Regions from separate parts of the Homo sapiens genome. Here region 1 is linked to region 2. Evidence: chromatin loops called from intact Hi-C (ENCODE). Cell type or tissue: Caco-2. All regions are shown on one strand. Each heading gives the region's core, and the rest is flanking DNA. Links, peaks and the distances in the headings are about the cores only. Region 1 overlaps GLYATL1-AS1 (GLYATL1 antisense RNA 1). Region 2 has its middle 12 kb from the start of GLYATL1.

Evidence for each region. Hi-C counts contacts between places; a loop is a spot of excess contacts. Peaks named below come from ENCODE experiments on the same cell type or tissue, not always from the same donor. Only the 100,000 strongest peaks of a DNase experiment are listed, where the experiment ranks them.
Region 1: it touches region 2 in a loop (7-fold over the local background); 2 of 110 quality-filtered maps call a loop at or near these places.

What each region holds. Positions count from the first base shown.
Region 1 is chr11:58,993,192-59,004,011 of GRCh38, forward strand. It overlaps GLYATL1-AS1 (GLYATL1 antisense RNA 1), which reads right to left. Exons shown (of 6, transcript NR_033853.2): 4 at 812-860. It also overlaps the pseudogene GLYATL1P1 and the pseudogene LOC100287485. Among named protein-coding and RNA genes, the nearest start is that of GLYATL1, 59 kb to the left of the region's middle. In Caco-2, for the core only: no CTCF peak of the experiment used is centred there; DNase peaks (open chromatin) are centred at 5,440, 5,900 and 6,310.
Region 2 is chr11:58,922,176-58,932,995 of GRCh38, forward strand. It overlaps a transcript of GLYATL1 not described here. Among named protein-coding and RNA genes, the nearest start is that of GLYATL1, 12 kb to the right of the region's middle. RefSeq lists an enhancer at 5,192-5,706. In Caco-2, for the core only: no CTCF peak of the experiment used is centred there; DNase peaks (open chromatin) are centred at 4,197, 5,386 and 6,186; H3K4me3 peaks cover 1,030 bases.

The DNA of each region.
Region 1 (10,820 bases), core at 4,804-7,303, 72 kb after region 2:
TGGGTCATTAGACAAGAAGAGTCCCTGGGATCTCTAGAATGTGATGGCACCCAGAAATTACAGGGGTGAGGATGAATGTTGTTGTCTTTCTTTTTGTTTTCTATGGTGAAACTCCCAACTTTAAGAATGCCCTGTTGGTTATCTCTTATTCAGGGCTGGTAAATGATAACTGGAGGTGCAGGAAGAATGAGAGGAGCTGGCGTTACATCAAGCACTGTATAGGAGGCCTGCCAGCAGCCTGTATGCTGGGTCCAGATGGGGCTCCGGTATCATGATTAACCTTGGACTCTTCTTGTGATGTAGGAATAGCCTACAGCATGGAAAAATACCAAAGGGCAGACGACATGGCACGGGTGATCATGGGATTCATGAAATATCTGCATCAGAATAATAGTCCATTTTACTTCTCTTTTCTAGAAGTAAATGATGACTCCCACAGATTTGTGGGGCAGTTCTGTTCCTTTGAGGCCACGTGTAAGTACCACCAATGGACCTGATACCCGGAGAATCTAGTTCCATTTTAGACAATGAAGCTACCTAGCTATCTTGTGCAAGCCATCTCTTAATATATCCGTAGAAGAAACCATAGAATAGGTTTCTTCACTTACAAATGTTTATTCGGCATTTATGATATGCCAGGAGCTTTTCTAACATAGAGACTTGATGTTAGAAGACACAGCCATGCTCTTGTGGAACTTACAATCCAGGCTGGAGGCAGGGGAGAGTATAGTCTTTAAATATGCATAAGTGTAGTAGGGAAGGACGGGTTTAGTAGTAAACATGTAACTAGAAAGCCAGGCTCAGTTCTTACCTCTTAGAATCAGAACTCTTTATGAAATGTGGTTGACAGAATCTGCTATCTGGAAGATAAATGAAGGACTTTAATAAAATTGTCATTAGAATATACCTAATCTATATGGATACTTTATTGGAAATAAATAACCCTGATATATATGAATTGAGGCAATGGCTACACTAAAGAATGGAATCAGTCTCTTTGTTTAGTGACTAGCAAGGTATCAAAGTAAAGTCTCAGACAAATGGCTTTCCTAGGCTACCTTTCATCATTGTTACGCAGAAAAGGAAATCTAGAGAATCAAGTGGACTGGCCTTGGGGCCTCTGCTATGGAAATAACATTTGTTGTGCCTCCTTTCTCCTACTCTTTCTCACTTCCTCATCATTATTGAAGCATGGCACAGGGCAAGGTGTTGCATGTGAATCTGGTTATAAGTTCAGCATTTGGTGTTTGCCACTGCTATCTTAAAGGGTCACGGGCATTCCAGGGGAAGTGACCACTAAGGTGAGGACTGGAGAGTGAGTAGGAGTGAGCCAGACAAAAAAAGCGGAAAATCTAGATGATGGAAAGGACACATGCCATGCACTATCATTAGAACTTTCTATTTGAGCGCTTATATTACAATTCTGAATCGCTGATCTTAAAAACAATTACACTTCATGATCAAAAGGTGGCCTCCTTTGGCTCTGGTCTTCCACTCTGCCATTCATATTTGCCATTGGAACTCTGCTAACATGGTGAAACCCCGTCTCTACTAAAAATACAAAAATTAGCTGGGAATGGTGGTACATGCCTGCAATCCCAGCTACTTGGGAGGCTGAGGCAGGAGAATTGCTTGAACTGGGACCTGGGAAGCAGAGGTTGTAGTGAGCCAAGTTCACATCACTGTAGTCCACCCTGGGCTACAGAGTGAGACTCTGTCTCAAAAAAAAAAAAAAAAAAAAAAGAAAGAAAGAAAGAAAGAAAAAAATTGGAAGGCAGAAGGAAATGTGAGTGCAGAAGAGAAGAATGTGATGCGATGATGATGAAAGCAGAGAGATAAAACATGATGTGATTCAGAGACCCAAGCTAAGGAGTGAGGACAGCCTCTATGATCTGGAAAAGGCAAGGGAGCTGATTTACCCACATTGCCTCCAGAAAGAGCTGGCCCTGCCAACATGTCGGTTTTAGCCCCATAAATCCTATTCTGAACTTCCGACTGCCATAAATATAACACATTGTGTTGCTTTAAGTAATCATATTTATCATAATTTGTTATAATGACAAAAGAAAACTAATACATCATAGACATAAGAATCATCTTGAAAATTTAAAGTTAAGCTTTAAATTTGCAACTCAACCTAGCAACCCCTTGTGATAAAAAGCAAGTAAGAAAACCAAATTTTCACTCCTAGCCACAAAATTTAATTTAGCTGAGCATCTCAAAGCTCCTCAGAGGGTACTCAGAATAAAAAGCAATTTTTTTCATCAAAGAAGTCATCTTCATTTAAGAAAGTGTTGCTATAAAGGGTTATCTTGACACTAATGATTGGCATTGGGTGATTTTAATTCTGAGATGTCTGTCACCATAAATGAAATTATGAGACCATAGGATTGAGCTTCTAATTTTCTGTAAGAATACAGAGGAAGAGGAGGGTAAAAATGTTAAGGGTGAGCTTAAATAATACCCAGATCCTGGATAATCAGGTGTCTTTTGTGCTAATGTACATCATCATATTTGTGTTTGAATTAATGATTTTCTACTGATAAGATTTGAAATGGACAGTGGAACTAATCAACAATATTTCTTGGGGATGCATTTCCACTGATGCCAGCCACAAGGTCAAATCTTAAACCCAACATTTTTCAGTGCCTGTAGGATTTTCTCACTATTATCTGCCGCATGAGCATAAAATGGGATTTCTTTCTGAGAAAGATAACTTTCAAGATGATAACCAATTTGCGACATGTTGCCTTGGTTTCTGTGTTTGGGGACAGTATAACCCATTCTCAACTCACTGGACTGTCCCATCACAAGCCAAGAGACAAGCTGTGCCTCTGGACCCAGCACACCAAATCCTAGAAAATCCTGGATGCAGCGTTCAATATATTTAAAGCTCCTCTCATTTTTCCCAAAGGCCCAGTGTTCATTTACAAGACCTGCATGTGAAACACCTAAGAACATGTTTGAAAAGTTTCCTTCCCTATGAAGAAAAAAAAAATTACCTTTATTCAGCCAATATTATCAAACACTGAAATTCCAATAACACCATTCCTTTCCTTAAGGATCCTACAGCCTAGAGGAGGCAATAGCTGTATTACAACTACCTTTTCTATTCCTGCTTCAAAATGTTTCCAAATAATTGGTGGGGGAACACCGTGTTTTATGGTGTATTTAATAGCAGACAGATAATATGATATGTTATAGGACATCTCAAAATGTCCCGTTAAGTATCCTAAGGAAGAAAATGAACACGTCTTTAAAAGAGTGAGGATATAGACCAGAGAAGCCCTCCACGTGGCTGAATTTACTTGAAAGATGCGTGTATGAAATCATGTGCATTTTGAGTTCTACTCCACAAAATATCTAAATATACAAGATAGTAATTCGTTGAACAGATATTCCAATCAAACATATTTTACAGGAAGATGAGAACAATGCTGATCTTACATCTTCATGTGTCCCAAAGCCTGTCATCACATACCCAGAAACGCAGTTTAAGAAGCTGCAATATAGGAAAAAGAATACTAAATTTTTGGTACTAACCTTTGGGATTCTAATCCTGATTATTTTCTTTTGGAAAAGTTATGTAAGACTCAGTTTTCTTGTTTGTAAAATTATAGTAATATCCTCTGTAAATATGGAAATAGTGAAAGAGAGAAGATCTCCAGGAATTTTTGCCCCTCTCCAGGGAGGAAGACTTTTGAGAAGTTTGTCAGTTTCAGAGTCACTTCATGTTTGCCAGTGGGTGGGTAACAGAACGCTAAGTTTTCTATGGGTGATGCTTTGTTTTTGCTCACTTCCATGCCTAACCTGATCCTGGGCTTGCTTCCTGAAAGATCTCAAGTACGCTTTCCTGCACCCCTCTCCTGTGGATAGCCAAACCTAGAATGGCAAGATATAAAGATATCCATGCGTAGGCTTAGAGGAATCACCTTAGGGCAGGTACTTCATGCCAGACTTCCAGAGTTATACTACTAAATATAATTTAATCCCCATTTATCATTGTTCCCTGTGTATATGTTCCCCTTAACAATCTCATGGGAACACTGGTGGGGCAAAGCAGTATTTGAAGACTGTTAACTTTTCTGGCTAAATCAAACATATCTGTGAATGTGTGTTTAAATTCTATTTATTTTTTCAATTAGTAACAAAATTATTAAGCATAAATGGATTACTAGAGGAAAGCAAATCTCTCTTCTTTCTCTGATCTCCTATTACCCAATTACTTTCTCTAGAAGCAACCACTAATACCAATATATTTTGTACAAGTTTCCCATAAATCTATGCAATTTTAGATATGTACATACATTTGTTTATTTTCACAAATGGTAGCATACTATATACATTGTTCTATCCACCTCATGTTTTTTTACATAGCAAACTATTTTGGAAATATTTTCTAATCTGTCATGTAGAGCTGCTTCATTCTTTGTAATGGCTTCATAGTATTCTAATGTTTTAATGTACCATAATGATTTTTTCTATTTCCCCATTACTGGATGTTTAGGTTGTTTCATAAGTTATGATATCACACATTAAATTTATGAAAATCTTACCATCCAGTTTAGAAATATCATTCATTTATTATGCATAGTCTTTGACTCAACAGTTTTAATTCTGGTAATTCATCTTTCAGAAATATTTATACAACTGTTCAATAATCTATTTATGATGATATTCATTTCAGAAAGTGCCGTAAATTATGTGTACATATTGCAAAAATAAATACATAACTCATATGGAGTACTAAAAGCATACATATCAGTGTCAAAATTATTTACACCTAGCAGGGGAACCCAAGAGGACAGATTTTATTTTTCATTTTGTATGCTTATATACTTTCTATAAGCATGTAGCATTTTGTAAGATATAAATAGTTTCAGTAAACATTTTTTGATGCCACCATGATGTCCATTGCCCTCTCCGAAGGACTCTTGTGAGCTCTAAGTGAAATAATATGCATAAAGACCTTGTCTAATGAAGGCTCTGTTCATGCTCAGCACACAGTTCCTAACGTGACGCCCTTTCTTTACCCATGCAATTTTGTAGCCCATCATAATTTAGTCTCAAATTCTACACTTCCAAGTACAGCCTTTGTGGCAACTCAATAATTCTATCAAGGAATTTGGGAAGTAAAACGTAAAATCTCACTTCTTATCATCACCCATTTTAAATAACCCCATATTGTCATTACTTGCAGTCTTGTGTTTCTTTGGTAATTCCGGTATAAAGAGCATGGTTTTCATGTAATCTACCTGCACTGATTTTGAAGTTGCAACCTTTCTTATTGCTTCATCCAAGCCCTCCTGTCAACCTGGAGAGAGGAGAAAGACAGGTACTGCTTTATACCTTCCATATCAGCTAGGAATAAACCACGCATCTTTTCTTTTAACTCAGACTAGTTAGATTGGATCTGGAAAGTTTGCTCCCAGTTGATAACCTCGGAGCGTGACCTCCTCTAAGTTGTCAGGAGCTTTGGTGAAGATGTGGTAAGAGTTGGTGTAATGATCCCAGTCATTTTTTATCTCCAGATACAACAAATATCATACATAGCCCTACAATTACAAAATACTCTTGCATAGGCCTAGAATACTAGAGATTAACTTGTTTGAAACATTCTGTTTTTCTAAGATAGGTGTAGAAAATGGCCTTGCAGTCGCTCCAAGAATAACTCACTATTTATACACTGAAGATAGTGTCTTTCTTTTAGGGCACTAAAGTGAGCTGCCCTTGAGAGGGTGAGTAAATAGCTCCATTGTCTCGAATGGGAAGTGTAACCAAAATGGTGTATGTTAAGGATTTAAAAGAGAAGGTGCCTAAGGTATGGAAAAAATATAAGAAACAGGTTTGGCAAGGCTCCGGGTTTTTGGCAAGGTGACACCTGAGCTAATCCTAACCCAGGAAGGACTCTGAGGCTGGCTCAGTGATTGGCTCTTGGAGTACATGTGAATAGATAAACTTTTGGAAAGAACTAACATTCCAGAGCCAGATAGTACCTAGAATAGACAGCTTGGTCTGGCTCTACATGTCTGCCTACCCTCTGCTGATGACACTTCCACTTGAGAGTCCTCGCAGGTGAAAACACTTCTTAATCACTTTCAGCCATAGAAGTCTAGGTTGGGATGTAGTCCTATGATCAGAATTTTGATGGAATAGACTGAGTGCTTGGAATCCTAATTTTATTTACACATCCAGGGTTATTGATCACTGGATCTAAGTTCAAGCCTTATCTCACTGCCCTACCCTCTCTCCCAAACAGCCCTTCCAAAACCTGCATACGTCAACAGTGTCAACATTCTTCTCACCACTCCTCAGTTTCAGTTCCCTCATTGCCACACAGAGAATGTCTGGAGAGTGACTGCCCTGGTATTCAGTAACTATTGCTCCTACCTGGTTCTGAGGCTGAGTAATGATGATCTGGTAATCTGTCCAGGCATCTACCATCACCTCCATTTTGAATGGGTTTTTATGTTTTATGTTGAAAATGGTGCTGTATGCCTATAATGCAACAGAACAAAACAGTAGGGGATGAAGTTTTTCTCCAATGTAAAGTCTTATATGAGGCATGGGAAATAAGGACAAGAAGCCTAGGAGGACTTAGGATGGGGCCAGTGCTTCCAAGGTGGTTCATTGGGCTACTCATTGAGAGTTATGTTGCAAAAGGGACCAATAAGCATCCACAAAAATCCATGTTAACACCCGAATCATTAGGAACTGGCTTCCCTTATATTCATTCATTTTTTAAAAATTCATGCCATTTCACATTGTAATTGTGAAATGTGTGAAAAGTTCACATTGTAAATGTGTAGCAGATCTTTAATGGCTTGGTCAACACAAAATATTGGCTACAATCAATTACAGGTGGTAATATATCCTGAAAGATTAAAATTAGAAAAAAAAGGTCCAGAACCATCAGGGCCATTTGGGGCTAAAACCAGGATGGCCACCTCCTCCTCAGCCGAGTGAGTGCTGGAGGAGGGAGCCTGAAACTAGGCTCACTGTGACTCATTTGTGGCACCCATTATTGCCCAACCTGCAGTTCACTATGGTGAAGGAGCAATTCAGACTCACCCTGCAGCATCCCGTCTGGGTCAAACAGTGGCTGCTCCCTAAGGAATAGTTGGGGGCGCTACATAAAGTAGTTTAAAAACTATTGTAAAAAGGACATGTTTCACCAATGTTCTTTCCTTAGATTCTCCAGTGTTTGTAATTCATAAAAATTCCAGCCGATGGGGCATGCTGACCAACTTAAGAGCTGTCAATGCAGTAATTCAACCCCTGGGGGGCTCTCTCAACTGGGTTGCCCTCTCTGGCCATAATCCCCAAAGATTTGCCTTTAATTATAATTCATCTGAAGGATTGCTTTTTTACCGCTCCTCTGGCAAAACAGGATTTTGAAAAATTTGCTTTTACTATACCAGCCATAAATAATAAAGAACCAGCCACCAGGTTTCAGTGGAAAGTGTTGCCTCAGGGAAGGCTTAATAGTCCAACTATTTGTCAGACTTTTGTAGCTCAAGCTCTTCAACCAGTTAGAGACAAATTTTCAGACTATTATATCATTCATTATGTTGATGATATTTTGTGTGCTGCAAAAACCAGAGACAAATTAATTGGCTGTTACACATTTCTGCAAACAGAGGTTTAAAACACAGGGCTGACAATAGCATCTGATAAGATTGAGACCTCTACTCCTTTTCATTATTTCAGAGTGCAGGTAGAGGATAGGAAAATTAAACCACAAAAAATAGAAATAAGAAAAGACACATTAAAAACATTAAATGACTTTCAAAAATTGCTAGGAGATATTAATTGGATTTGGCCAACTCTAGGCATCCCTACTTATGCCATGTCAAATTTGTTCTCTGTCTTGAGAGGGGATCCAGAATTGAATAGTAAAAGAACATTAACTCCAGAGACAACTAAAGAAATTGGATTAGTTGAAGAAAAAATTCAGTGAGCACAAGTAAATAGAATACATCCCTTGGCCCAACTCCAGCTTGATTTTTGCTACTGTGCATTCTCCAACAGCCGTTATCGTTCAAAACGCAGGTCTTGTGGAGTGGTCCTTCCTTCCTCACAGTACAATTAATACTTTTACATTGTACTGGGATCAAATAGCTACATTAATTGGTCAGGCGAGATTACGAATACTAAAATTGTGTGGAAGTGACCCAGAAAAAATCATTCTTTCTTTAATCAAGAAACAGGTTAGAAAAGCCTTTATCAATTCTGCTTCATGGTAGATTGGTCTTGCTAATTTTGTGGAAATTATTGACAATCATTACCCAAAAACAAAAATCTTCCAGTTTTTAAAATTGGCTACTTGGATTTTACCTAAAATTACCAGACATAAACATTTACAGAATGCTCTGATGGTGTTTACTGATGGTTCCAGCCATGGAAAAGCAGCTTACATCAGGCCAAAAGAACGAGTCATTGAAACTCAATATTACTCAGCTCAAAGAGCAGAGTTGGTTGCTGTCATTTCAGTGTTACAAGGTTTTAATCAGCCTATTAACATTGTATCAGATTCTGCATATGTAGTACAGGCTACAAAGGATGGTGAGACAGCCCTAATCAAATATAGTATTGATGATCAGTTAAACCAGCTGTTTAATTTGTTACAAAAACACTGTAAAAAAAAGAAATTTCCCATTTTATATTACTCATATTTGAGCACATATTAATTTACCAGGGCCTTTAACTGAAGCAAATGAACAAGCTGACTAGCTAGTATCATCTGCATTCATAGAAGCATAAGAACTTCATGCCTTGACTCATGTAAATGCAACAGGATTAAAAAGTAAAATTGATATCCATAAAAACAGCCAAAAAATATTGTACAACACTGGACCCATGTCAAGTCCTAAACCTGCACACTCAGGAGGTAGGAGTTAATCCCAGAGTTCTATGTCCTAATGCATTATGGCAAATGGATGTCACACATGTACTGTCGTTTGGAAAATTGTCATTTGTCCATGTGACAGTTGATACTTATTCACATTTTGTATGGGCAACCTGCCAGACAGGAAAAAGTACTTCCCATGTTAAAAGACGTTTATTATCTTGTTTTGCTGTCATGGGAGTTCCAGGAAAAATTAAAACAGATAATGGGCCAGGATACTGTAGTAAAACATTTCAAAAATTCTTAAATCAGTGAAAAATTACACATACAACAGGAATCCCTTATAATTCCCAAGGACAGACACTAGTTGAAAGAACTAATAGAACACTCAAAGCTCAATTGGTGAAACAAAAAAAGGAAAAAGACAGTAAGAGTATAACACTTGGTGAAACAAAAAAAAAGAAAAAGACAGTAAGAGTATAACACTCCCCAGATGCAACTTAATCTAGCACTCTATACTTTAATTTTTTTAAACATTTAGAAAAATCCGACAAGTACTTCTACAGAACAACATTTTACTGATAAAAAGGACAGTTCACATAAAGGAAAACTGATTTGGTGAAAAAATAATAAAAATAAAACATGAACAACAGGAAAGGTGATAACATGGGGGAGAGGTATTGCTTGTATTTCCCTAGGAAAAAAACAGCTTCTAGTTTAGATACCTACAACTTACAGAAGAAGTTGCCATCCAGCAAGGAAGTGGAGCCACTGACCTGGGCCCAGTTCAAAAAGCTGACACAGTATACTGAAAAAGCCTGAAGAAAACAAGGGTAATGTGAACTCCAGAGAATATACTGCTTGCAGCTTTGATGACTGTATCAATGGTGGTCAGTCTCCCCATGTCTTCAGGAGCAGCTGCAACTTATTATACTTACTGGGACCATGTGCCTTTCCTGCCCTTAATTCGGGCAGTCACATGAATAGATAGTCCTACTAAAGTATATGTTAATAATAGTGCATGGGTACCAGGCCCCACAGATGATCGTTGCCCTGCCAAACCTACAAAAAGAAGGAATGATGATAAATATTTCCATTGGATATCATTATCCTCCTACTTGCCTAGGGAAGGCACCCAGATGCTTAATGCCTACAACCCAAAATTGGTTGGTAGAAGTACCTACTGTCAGTGCCACCAGTAGATATACTTATCACATGGTAAGTCGAATGTCACTCGGGCAACAAATAAATAATTTACAGTATTCTTCTTATCAAAGATCATTAAAATTTAGGCCTAAGGGGAAGGCTTGCCCCCCAAAAATTCCCAAAGAATCAAAAGACCTAAAAGTCTTAGTTTGGAAAGAATATGTGGCTGATACTGCGGTGATATTACAAAACAATGAATTTGTAACTATTACAGACTGGGACCCTCGAGGCCAATTATATTATAATTGTATGGGCCAGACTCACTCATGTTCACAAGCCCCATCCATCTGGCCCATTAATCTGGCCTATGATAGTAATTTAAAAAGCTGGACCAGGTTTATAAAAGGTGAAAATCACCCTATCCATTAAAATGGAGTAAAAAGAGAATTTCCTCACCTCGACCAAAGTTAATTAGTCCTGTTACTGGTCCTGAACATCCAGAATGATGAAAGCTTACTGTGGCCTCGCACCACATTAGAATTTGGTCTGCAAATCAAACTATAGGAACAAAAAATCGTAGGCCATATTATACTATTAACCTAAATTCCAATCTGACAATTCCTTTGCAAAGTTGTGTAAAACTCCTTTATATGCTAGTTGTAGGAAACATACTTATTAAACCAGATTCCCAAATTGTAACCTGTAAAAACTGTAGATTGCTTACTTGCATTGATTCGACTTTTGATTGGCAGCACAGTATTCTGCTGGTGAGGGCAAGAGAGGGCGTGTAGATCCCTGTGTCCATGGACTGACTGCAGGAGGCTTC
Region 2 (10,820 bases), core at 4,168-6,667:
TTGGCTTCTGGCCAATGGAGGGCTGCCTGGGTTACTCTCTGGCGCTCCTCAGTGTTAAATAGCATCAGGTTGAGCTGTTTCAGTCTGGCCCAGTTGGATGGTGCGTTAGGAAGATAAACTGCATTACATCTATAAGGGCCTAGGGCTTCTCTGTGTCAGAGGGAGTATGATGCTACCAGTTTAGGAGACCAGTGGTTCAAAAAAACTGGTAAATGAAGGTTTGTTCTCCTCCCTGGATGTGGCCATGCTCATTATAATAGGTGGGTCCTCTTCTTTCCCTGAGAGGCATTTGCATAACTCAGGTGCAGCCAGACCAGAGATGGCCTGCCTGATGTTCTGGGCCTTCTCCTTTAACTTCCTGAAGCTCCAATTCCTCCCTCTCCGGTGAGACTGGGGACATGTATCCATTTGAGCTTGACTCCTCAGGGGAAGTTAGCCTTGGTAAAGGGTGGTAGATTGGAACACGTGAGGTGACTGCAAAACTGGCTTTTCTTGCCTTTCCTGTGACTTTGCCTTTGTCTCTTTACCTTCCTATGCCGTTGATTTTTCTTTCACTTTGGGTTTGGCTTGAGCTACAAGCATTTTACAGTATGCTGCCAGACAGGTTTGCAGCCATGCTGGTTGAATTTGAATTCTATTTAGCCATAAATCGATATAGGAGAATTTGTCTGGATGCCCTGACTGTCCTCCAACCGTGGTCATCACCTTAAATACATGGCCAATTGTTTCCCTATCTATAGTGCCTTCAGCCAGCCAGCCAACACTAAAAGAGAGTCATACTATTTCACAGAGAGTTCTTAACATCTGAGGGGTTACCTTGACTCCATAATTCCTCACATAGCCTTTCTTAAAATTTTTTAACGTGCATTCTAATGGGGTGGGTCTCAATAATTTTCTTCCTATTTCCTCCCAGTTATGGCACAGCACACTTGCTCAGACTTTTGCTTCAGACCGAATCCCTTCTGAACTTGGGCATCCATTTCTCCATTTGTCAATCCCCAGGATTTTTACCAGGTCTCTGAGGCAGTGATAGAATCAGGTGAACATCTCAATGTGAGATGCACGTAGAATTGTAAACTTCCTTCCTTCTTTCTCACTCTAGAGGGAAAACAAACTACGTGCAATTGCTTTGAATGACTTTGGGTAAAGTCACAGGGGAGCTGCCTGCTTTTCTGAATGAGCCAGATAGTCTGGGGTTTAAACGCCCTCTAGAGGTTTCTCATTGGTTACTTTGTTTACACCTTACGGAAATGAAGTAGTGGCCCGCAACCAGTTTGAATGGTTGCGGGAGGGGACCAAACAGAGGTACTTTCCCTTTTTCATCTGCAATGCAGTGGAAAGCGGGAATTGGTGGCATGATTTGCAAAGGGAGTAACCTCTGATCCTTTTGTTACTTGATTGTGGAGAGGTGGGATTTTCCTTTTGATTGAGTTCTAGGAAGTGAGTGTGAATCATCCTTAGGTTCCCTGCCTCCAGATCCTGTTCTGCCTCACTCCTTCAGATCTGGGGCATCCCTCTCCTTGCCAGCCTGCCCCTCCCCTTGGCTCCCAGGAGGCTCCTCAAGGCTGTCTTTGATGACTCAGGAGAACCTGAAGTGGGGAAGGCAGCCAGGTCTTGTTTAAATTCTTACAATATATTTTAAGACAAAAGTCTGGCATATCTTGTCAGAGTTTTCTACATAGATTACCTGTCACCTGTGAATTAAGATAATTGTACTAATTTCTTTCTTATCCAGAAGCCCTTTTATTTCTTTCTCTTTTTTTAATTTCACTGGCCAAAACATCCAGTGAGGTATTGCTTCTCACAAGATGGCATTAGCTGTGGGGTCTGTCCACAGACCCTGACCCAAACGACCTATGAATAACTCGTACGCTGAGACACTGATACTCTGTTTTGCCAGTCCTGCTGAGTGTCCGACCGCCTGCACACCAAGAGAGGTTTGTCACTGTGGCTGGCCCTGAGCAGCTTGCACTCCAGGCATTTATTTTGTATAGAATTAACAACAGAAGCTTTGAATAAACACACTTATGGATAATTAACATGGTTGATTGTAGTTCTACTAACGATTAAAACTCAGGTACCATGGTTTAAAGTAAATTCCATTAGGGGGCAATATCTTTGGTCAATCTCACCCTGAGAGGGCCATCTGGCTCAAAGATTAGTTAGTGGAGGTAGGGTAATCAGACTTAACCGGGGAAGCCTCTATTGTCCCTAGTATTTACCCTATGACCTAATGCTCTAAGGTAAGAACCAGCTGCCTTCAGCCTGTTTAATTATTACAAGCTATGTAACATTTTGGCCTTCCAAAAAGGTTTGTAAACTATTCCCTGTTGCTTTCCCTAATGTTTCCCTTTAATATTTCTGGCACCATTCTGAGTGAATCCCAACATTTCCCCGTTTTTGTTTTCGGTATCATGTCTTTTTGATTTCAGATTGCAGATATGTACAGCCATAGGATTGTCAGGTGAGGTGGTCACTGCTCTTATTCCGGCTTTGCATCCTAGAATTAGCAAATAATACAAGACAATTATGAGTACAATTAGCAACATTTGTTTCCAGTCTAAGAGTGACCGGTAGTGTTACCTGGCATCTTAGTTTGGTGAGTACTGTTGCTAAGGAACCCCACTGAGGGTATGTTAACTCCTTCCAGCCAAGCAGTTATGTCATTAGAAGCTGGAAAGGGAGTATTTGTTTAAGTAAAAGGGCTGACAAAAGGCAGATTCAGAAGATGAGCTTAATAGAGTGTAGCAGGTATAGGTAATAGGCAAAGTGAGAGAATTAAAAATGAGTAAATTATTTGGCTTAGCCTTCTGCTTCCTTAGCATAATGTGTGAGGCCTGTGCTGTTCCTGGAAGCCACATTGTTGAGGCTGTGGGTCCTTAGGGTTTTTCCTAGGCTGGCTTGAGTTTTTTTTCTTTCCATCCTTGGATGAGGATACAGTCTCCAGGCTGGTGCTGGTGTACTGGAAATTCTAGGGGTGGTACCTGTGCTAAGAGATCTTTATAATCTTTAAAGAGCAGGATAGTACTTCAAGAAAAACTTGTGCTTCATTTTAATGTCTAGTTTACAGAAAAAAACTGGATACTTTTTTAAATTTAGCCAATATGTTTACATATAGAATTTTTTACAATTAACATTTTACAACTTGCTTAGACTTTCAAAACAAAAATTATACATTTCCTGCATGAATCCCTTTTATAACATTCTTCACGACTTTCACAGACAATTTTTGACATGCCTTAACTTTTTAACTCTGTTTTGTAATCTTCCTTACTAAGGGTGCATTCTTATATTAATAACTTTTTAAATATTTCCTTTTCCTTCTTCCCACTTTCTTTCCTTAGTCTTTCTTTTTGTGTCTCTTTCTGATCTGTTTCTTCTAGTTTCTTTTTAAATCATTCTTTCCCTTTATTTCTCTTTCTAGGGGTGGACATATGCACACATTCTTTCTCATGTTAATAATTTATTTGGACCACACCATTTATTACTGTTCACATTTTTCCATAAAACTGCTGGTTTTATGCCTTGAGAGGTTTTAGCAAAGTGTTTTTCTACAGCTGATTGAAATTTGTCATCTGAATTTAGAAAATTATGGGTAAACAAGGTTTGTGCCAGTAGTGTTGCAGGGTCTTTACCTATATTCCCCTTTTTCTGATTTTTTACTATTGCTTGACCTTTGGAGTTATATGGGATGCCTGTGGAATGTTGAATATTCCACGTGTGATAAAATTGTTGAAATTGTCAGCTGGCATAAGCTGGTCCATTATCAGCTTTAATCTTTGTGGGCTATCCTATAAATGCAAAAGTTAAAAGATGTTTAATGACATCTTGAGTAGACTCTACAGGCAGAGCATGTGCATTAATTAAATGAGTGTTATTATCAATGGATACACACACATATCTTAGTTTTCCAAATTTAGGCATGTGTGTAATATGTTTGCCATAACTGCTTAGGTTCCAATCCTCTAGGGTTAACACTTGTTGAAGGAGGGGACGTGCCTGTGAGCTGGCAATCTGGACATTGTAGGATAATTGTTGTAGCCAGCCTCTGAGTAAGTTGAAATTGTTTAGATAAGTTTCTCCAATTTTGGTGGAAAAATTGATGCGATTGGGTGGCTAGGCCTAGCAGTGATGTCATCACCTGAAGGTCTGCTCGTTCATTGACATAAGCCAATGGGCCAGGCAGTGAGCTGTGGGCTTGAATATGTGTAATAAAAACAGGATGTGTACGTTGGTCCAGCAATTGCCGAAGTCAGAAAAAGAGTACACAGAGTGTGCACCAGAGTAAACTTAATTGAGGCTGTAAAAGTTCTTTAACAAATACACAGAGTAACCTGAGCTCTTTGAGTGCCAGTAAACCTAGATCCAGTGATTGGATTATGTGGTCTCTATTAGACTACTGCTCTTCCATGTTTACCAGACCCATCAGTAAACAGTGTTAAAGCATTTGGTATGGGGGATTGCAATACGGCTTTGAATTGCATTTTACTTAAAGGAATTTTGATGATATCGAGTCATAACTTAGCAATTGACTGCATTAATCATTAAGATGGCAAGCTGAAATAAATAACGTGAAGTTTAAAAAGAAAATCTGAAAGCATCTTTAGAAGCAGAGACTTAAATTATATATTTTAACCATGTGCTTAAAGCCACAGGCAGAATAGCTTAAATGTTGCAATGGAGTTCTCAGGCTGACCAAGTTTATGGACTTTAATCTGGAAAACAGTCTTGAAAACAGTGACTCACTAACTGGGGAACTTAATTTGGGACTCTTTTAGCAAGTATGAATCAAAGACTATCTGTAATCAGTGGGTTAAGACAGTCATTCATGCATGTTTTGGCTACACTTACATATAACTCTTCTTCACCTTTTGAGAAGGGCACAATATTTTCACCTTTTAATTGAACAAATATCATTTAATTAGGTTTAAAGTTCTCCTCTAAGGGTAATGTGTGGTTTTACATGCCTAACTTTTAATTATTCTTTAATTCATGGGCCCTCCTTAATCTCTCTCCCTTCAGAGGCTACTGTTTTACTTAAACTGGATTTGTAGAGCTACCTCGGGGGTAGGAGAGAGATAACAGCAGTGGCTATTATCTGAAAAGAGGTTTTTCAAATTCTTACATTTTACTTAAATTTTAGCAGAGAATTATAATTTGGGATGTCACTTGTAAACAAGGAGCACAGGAAATTTTGCTGTGGGCTGTCTGCAAAGCTAGAGAGTCAGGCAGGTGCGTCCTGGGGCTTTGGCTGCTTTGCACTTGTAAAAGCGCTGCTTTTTGCCTGTGCTGGCTCCCTCCCGCAGGCACCCATTGGCTGTTCCTGGCCAGGGTGGACCCCAGCCTCCCCTTGGGCTGACTTTGTTGTATGTGCCTCTCGCCCCTCCCCTGCAGGCTAGCTCCAATGGTGGCTTAGCTCTTCGTTGCCTCTGCTGCCATGTGGGCGGAGTTTTAGTTTTTTCTCACTGCTTGCTTGGCAATGCAGCTCTAGCTTCTAATGCCCTTTTTTAACCCTTTAGGTATCTGATCGCTTTGCCAATTTTGCGTTACTGGGCAGGCTAAGAGATCTTCTTTTAATTCAGCCTGCTTAAGACGGGAACTGATAACTGTAGTGTATCCTCTGCCTTTTTTCTTATCTATTGGAGGAAGCTCAGGTAAGACCTCCTTTTCCTCTCTGTTAATTCCGCCTGGTGATTAGGGCCCAGGGAAGACGAGGTGATAAGGCAGGTAATGTTTCCTCTTCCTGCCCCTTTTTAGGCTTTTCCGTGTGTGACTGAGCCAGGGCTGCTCTAGTTAAAGCCCATAACGTTAAAGCTGTTACTGGGACTTGCTGCCTTTGCAACTGATGTTTTTAAGATCTCTCCCCACTTGTTTCCCGGAGCTCTATGTCTAGCGTTCCTTCTTCTGGGAACCATGGACTTTGGGATTTAACAGTTTGCATTACAGCAATTTGTCTAGCATGCATGATTAGGTGCCTTAATTGAGCCTGTGAAACTGAAGCTCCACTAGCCTTAAGCAGCTGTTGTAATACTTTTATATAATGTTTCTGCTGTGCTAATAACTGTTGTCCCATGATGAAATCTCAGCTTGAACCAACTTTCCCCAGAACTTGGTAACCTTGAGTGGGCACCAATGACTTACTAGTTACTCACTGACTTGACCACGCGGTTTTTCTTCACCTTTGTTTCCTGGGGGCCCGTCGCATTCCTCAGGCTTCCTTTGCAGCTTTCCTCATGAAAGCGGTCCTTACACTTCCTTCATAGCTTGCCTTACAAGGGGCTCCAACTGCGGAAGGTCTGTTTCTGCAGACCCCTGACTGTCCTCACACAGCTCTCCTCACATGGGGCACCAATTGAGGTATTGCTTCTCACAACAGGGCAGTAGCTACCTGTGTCTGCCCGCAGACCCTGACCCAAACGACGGATGAATAAAATGTACACTGACACACAGATAATCTGTTTTGCCAGTCATGCTGAGTGTCTGACCGCCTGTAAACCAAAAGAGGTTTGTCACTGCAGCTTGCCCTGAGTAGCTCAGACTCTAGGAGTTTATTTAGTGTAGAATTAACAACAGAAGATTTGAGTAAACACACTTGTGGATAATTAACATGGTTAAGAGAGTAGTTCTAGGAATGATTAAAACTCAGGTACCCTGGTTTAAAGTAAATACCATTAGGGGGCAATATCCTTGGTCAAACTACCCCCAAGAGGGCCATCTGTCTCAAAGGTTACTTAATGGAGGTAGGGTAAACAGATCTAACTGGGGAAGCCTGTGTTGTCCCTAGTATTTACCCTATGACCTAATGCTCTAAGGTAAGAAATGGCTGCCTTCAGCCTGTTCAATTATTACAAGCTTTATAACCTTTCAACCTTTCAAAAAGGTTTGTGACTATTCCCTATAACTTTCCCTAATATTTTCCTTTAATACTTCTGCCACCATCCTGTGTGAATCCCAACAATCCAGCACAATGGTGAATAGAATCTGCCAGAGCAGACATTCTTGACTTTTTTCTAGTCTTGGGAATGCATTCAGTCCTATCCCATTAAGTATGATGTTACCTCTAAGTTTTTCATAAGTGTTCTTCATGAGATTTAAGAAGTTCCCTTTTATTCCTAGGTTGCTGATATTCTTATTAGAAATAGATATCAGCTTTACCAAACTCTTCTTCTATGTCTATTGAGATGATTCTATGTATATATAGAAATTTTAATTATTCTAATTGGCTTATTACAGTGATATAATTTTCAAAAGTTAAACCAACCTTGCATAACTGGTATTTACCTGTTAGTTCTTGCATTTATCTTTATATTGGCCTGCAGTTTTCTTTTTTTGTAATGTTTCACCCGTATATTATAGAGCTAATTTTTCCCTATTGCTGAGCCAAACTTCTTTTTGGTATTGTACTCAATGCCCCCCAAATTATGATGTTTTTTTCTAGGTCTGACAGGAACAGCAATATTCCCAGCTCTGTAAGACCTCCAGGGATTGTTCCTTCTACTCTTTTTAGTTAGCTGGTTTCTCAGACCTAGGTAATTTCCTCACATGCATGTGCAGATCACTACTCATCTAAAGACTCATGGGGACCCTCTCTGTACAGTCCTCTCCTGCCCTTCGAAAGCTAAACTCATTGGCTTCCCTGAACTCATTTCCTTTTCCTCAACTCAGTTGCAAATGAGCTTTGCCTGGATTCTTTCACCTGCATCATGGCCTAGAGCCTCTCTTCAGGCAGTAAGCTGGGGCAGTCTTAGAGTCTGGATCATTTCTTTGTGTTTCTCAAGGATCACTGTCCTTCTTTGACTAATGCTCAATGTCTTGGAAGCCATTTTGAATATTTTGTTTATTTCTCCAGGTTTTTCAGGCAGGAGTGCAAATTAGTTCTCTGTTATTCCATGGTGGCCAGAGTAGAAGCTCAGGATGCTGCTTTAAAAAAAAATTTTTTTCCAAAGTCTTTAGTTTTAATTAGTGGAAATAATGTGCTATAAAGGGCTTACTTTATCTTGGCTGCCCCTATTACTATCAAATATATAAGTATAAACATACCAGAAGGTTTCTTAGGCAGATTAAGGGCAACTTCAAAATCTCACAAGGAACATAATGTGAAATAATGAATCGTTATAAGTATTTCCTTTACAATGAGGAAGAATACAGGAGTGCTCACAATTACTGCCTTTATTTAGCTGGTAAATAAAATTTATTTTAGCCAATGCAGTGTGATAAGAAAAATTAGTAAAAGATAATATTTGAGGATTGAAAAGAAGGGAACAAAGCATATTCATGAAATATCCACAGATAATATCATTACCTATTTTTGAAACTAAAAAGATTTATAGATAAAATATTAGAATGAGTTTAAAGTAGTAAACGGGCTAGGTTTAAGAATGATATTTACAAAACATTGGATTTAGCTTAGTCAACAATATCAGAAAATGTAATACCCCCCAAATTGTTTTATAATGCCTAGAAAAATATTATTTACCTAGAAATAAATGTAAAAATGATTTGTTAACCTTTTATGGAGAAAATTATTTTGTTGAAGACACAAAAATGTGACATAAGTCAATGACAAGGTATACTAATGAGTAGGAAATCTCAAAATTAAGACAGTAGTTGGTGAATATACAGAAAAATATACCATTGGAACAGAACAGAGAGAGTAGAGACAGACTCACGAATTATAAGAAAATATCTTTGTATTAGTTTGTGCTATGGTGTGAATCTTTGCATCCCCCACAATTCATATGTTTAAATCCTAATCTCCATGGTGATGGCATTAAGAGATGGGTCTTTGTTGAATGATTAGATCATGAGGGCTCTACATTATGTATTTTGTTAGAAAAGTTCAGACTAGACAGACTATTAGGGGTAATAATGTACCACAGACTATATGGCCTACACAACTGAAATGCATTATCTCATCGTTCTGGAGGTTCTAAGTCCAAGGTCAAGATGTCAGCAGAGTTGGAACCTGTTGGTGCTGTGAGGGAAAGATCTGTTCCAGGACTCTCTCCTTGATTTGTAGTTGGCCATGTTTTTCCTATGGGTCTTTGCGTCATCTTCCCTCTGTGTCTGTCTCTATGTCTAAATTTTCCCCTTTTCTAAGGATATCAGGGGTATTGGATTAGGGGCCCATCCTACTGCAGTGTGATCACATTTTAACTAAGTTTATCAAGAAGAAATGTATATCCCGATAAGGTCACATTTTGAGGTACTAGGGGTTAGGACTATAACATGTGAATTATGAGGGGACACAGTTCAACCCATAACAATCTTATGTTGCAAACCTGGCAGTACAGATCAGTGGAGAAAAAATGAACAATTCAGTCAGCATCACTGGAGTAATTTCTTATCTATATGCAAAAAATAGAAAGTGATACCTACTTCAAGCTATATACAAAAAATTATTCCAGATTACATACTTGAATGGTAAAAGCAAACATTTGCAATTTTTAGAAAACAACAGAATACATCCTTTGAAAGATGTTGTAATGACATAAAAAGATTAATAAACTTGACAACAATAAAATGAACAACTCCTGTTCTTTATGACACCTGAGAATAAAAAATCAAGAAGAAACTCAGAATACATGTTTAACACGTATGATGAATAAGCAATTTATGTCTACAATATTAAATTACTTCTAGAATTAATACTAAAAAGAAAAATAATCCAGTAGAAAAATTTGCAAAACACTTTGGAAGGCAGAGGCAGGCAAATCAGGAGGTCAGGTGTTCCAGACCAGACTGTCCAATATGGTGAAATCCCATCTCTAGTAAAACAGTACAAAAATTAGCCAGGCGTGGTGGCATGCACCTGTAGTCCTAGCTACTTGGGAGGCTGAGGTGGGAAAATCACTTGAACCCGGGATGTGGAGGTTGCAGTGAACCGAGATCACACCACTGCACTCCAGCCTAGGGGACAGAAGAGACCCCTTCTCAAAAAAAAAAAAAAAAAAAAAAAGACATAAACATTTTAGAGCCTGAAGCATGAAAAAGGAAAAAGGGTTCAATTCCATTAGTAATTAGAAAACTACTGTTGAAACCCTCAATAAGATGCCCTATTACACCCACAGAATTGGCAAACATTAAAATATGGATAATACCAAGCTTCAAGCTTTGATGAAGACATAGAATAATGAGAACTCTCATTTCTCACTGGTTGAGGTGCAAGGTGGTACAACCATTTTGTAAAATAATAGGGCAATATCTATTATAATAAGGGAGATTATGCATTTTCTTCTTCTTGTTCTACTATTGCCTCATGTTTTCAAATATTTATTGCTCAAATCTATTTCTGAAGTTGAGCATTTCCACTTTTACATCTACACTTGAGAGACACCCCTGCATATGTGCACCAGGAAACATATTCAAAGATATTCATAGAAAAACTTGCCACTGCTTTTAGCAGAAAACCCCTGAATGTGCATAAGCAGTTGATTCTTCAGTGAATTCTCTCTAACTGTAAAAGTGGATAGAGAATTTCATCAACTACAATGAACCTCAAAAAAGTAGTGCAAATCACAGAAGAACAAATTCAGCTGGATGTGTTTATATAAAATCAAACCAAGCAAAACAAAAGTTTACTATTTATACCTTTACTACATATATATGTCTCTAAATAAGTGTAAGACACTACTAATTTTAAAACAAATTTAGACTTAGTGGTTGTCCTTGAGAATGAGAAAGGGAGATAAGATGAAGGAGGGACACACTGTATGCCTCTAATGATTTGTAGTGTGCTATTTTTTAAGTTGGGAAAGAGATACATGGATGTTTATTATATGAAATATTGGCTGTCATAAATTGCTTTTGAATGTAGAATA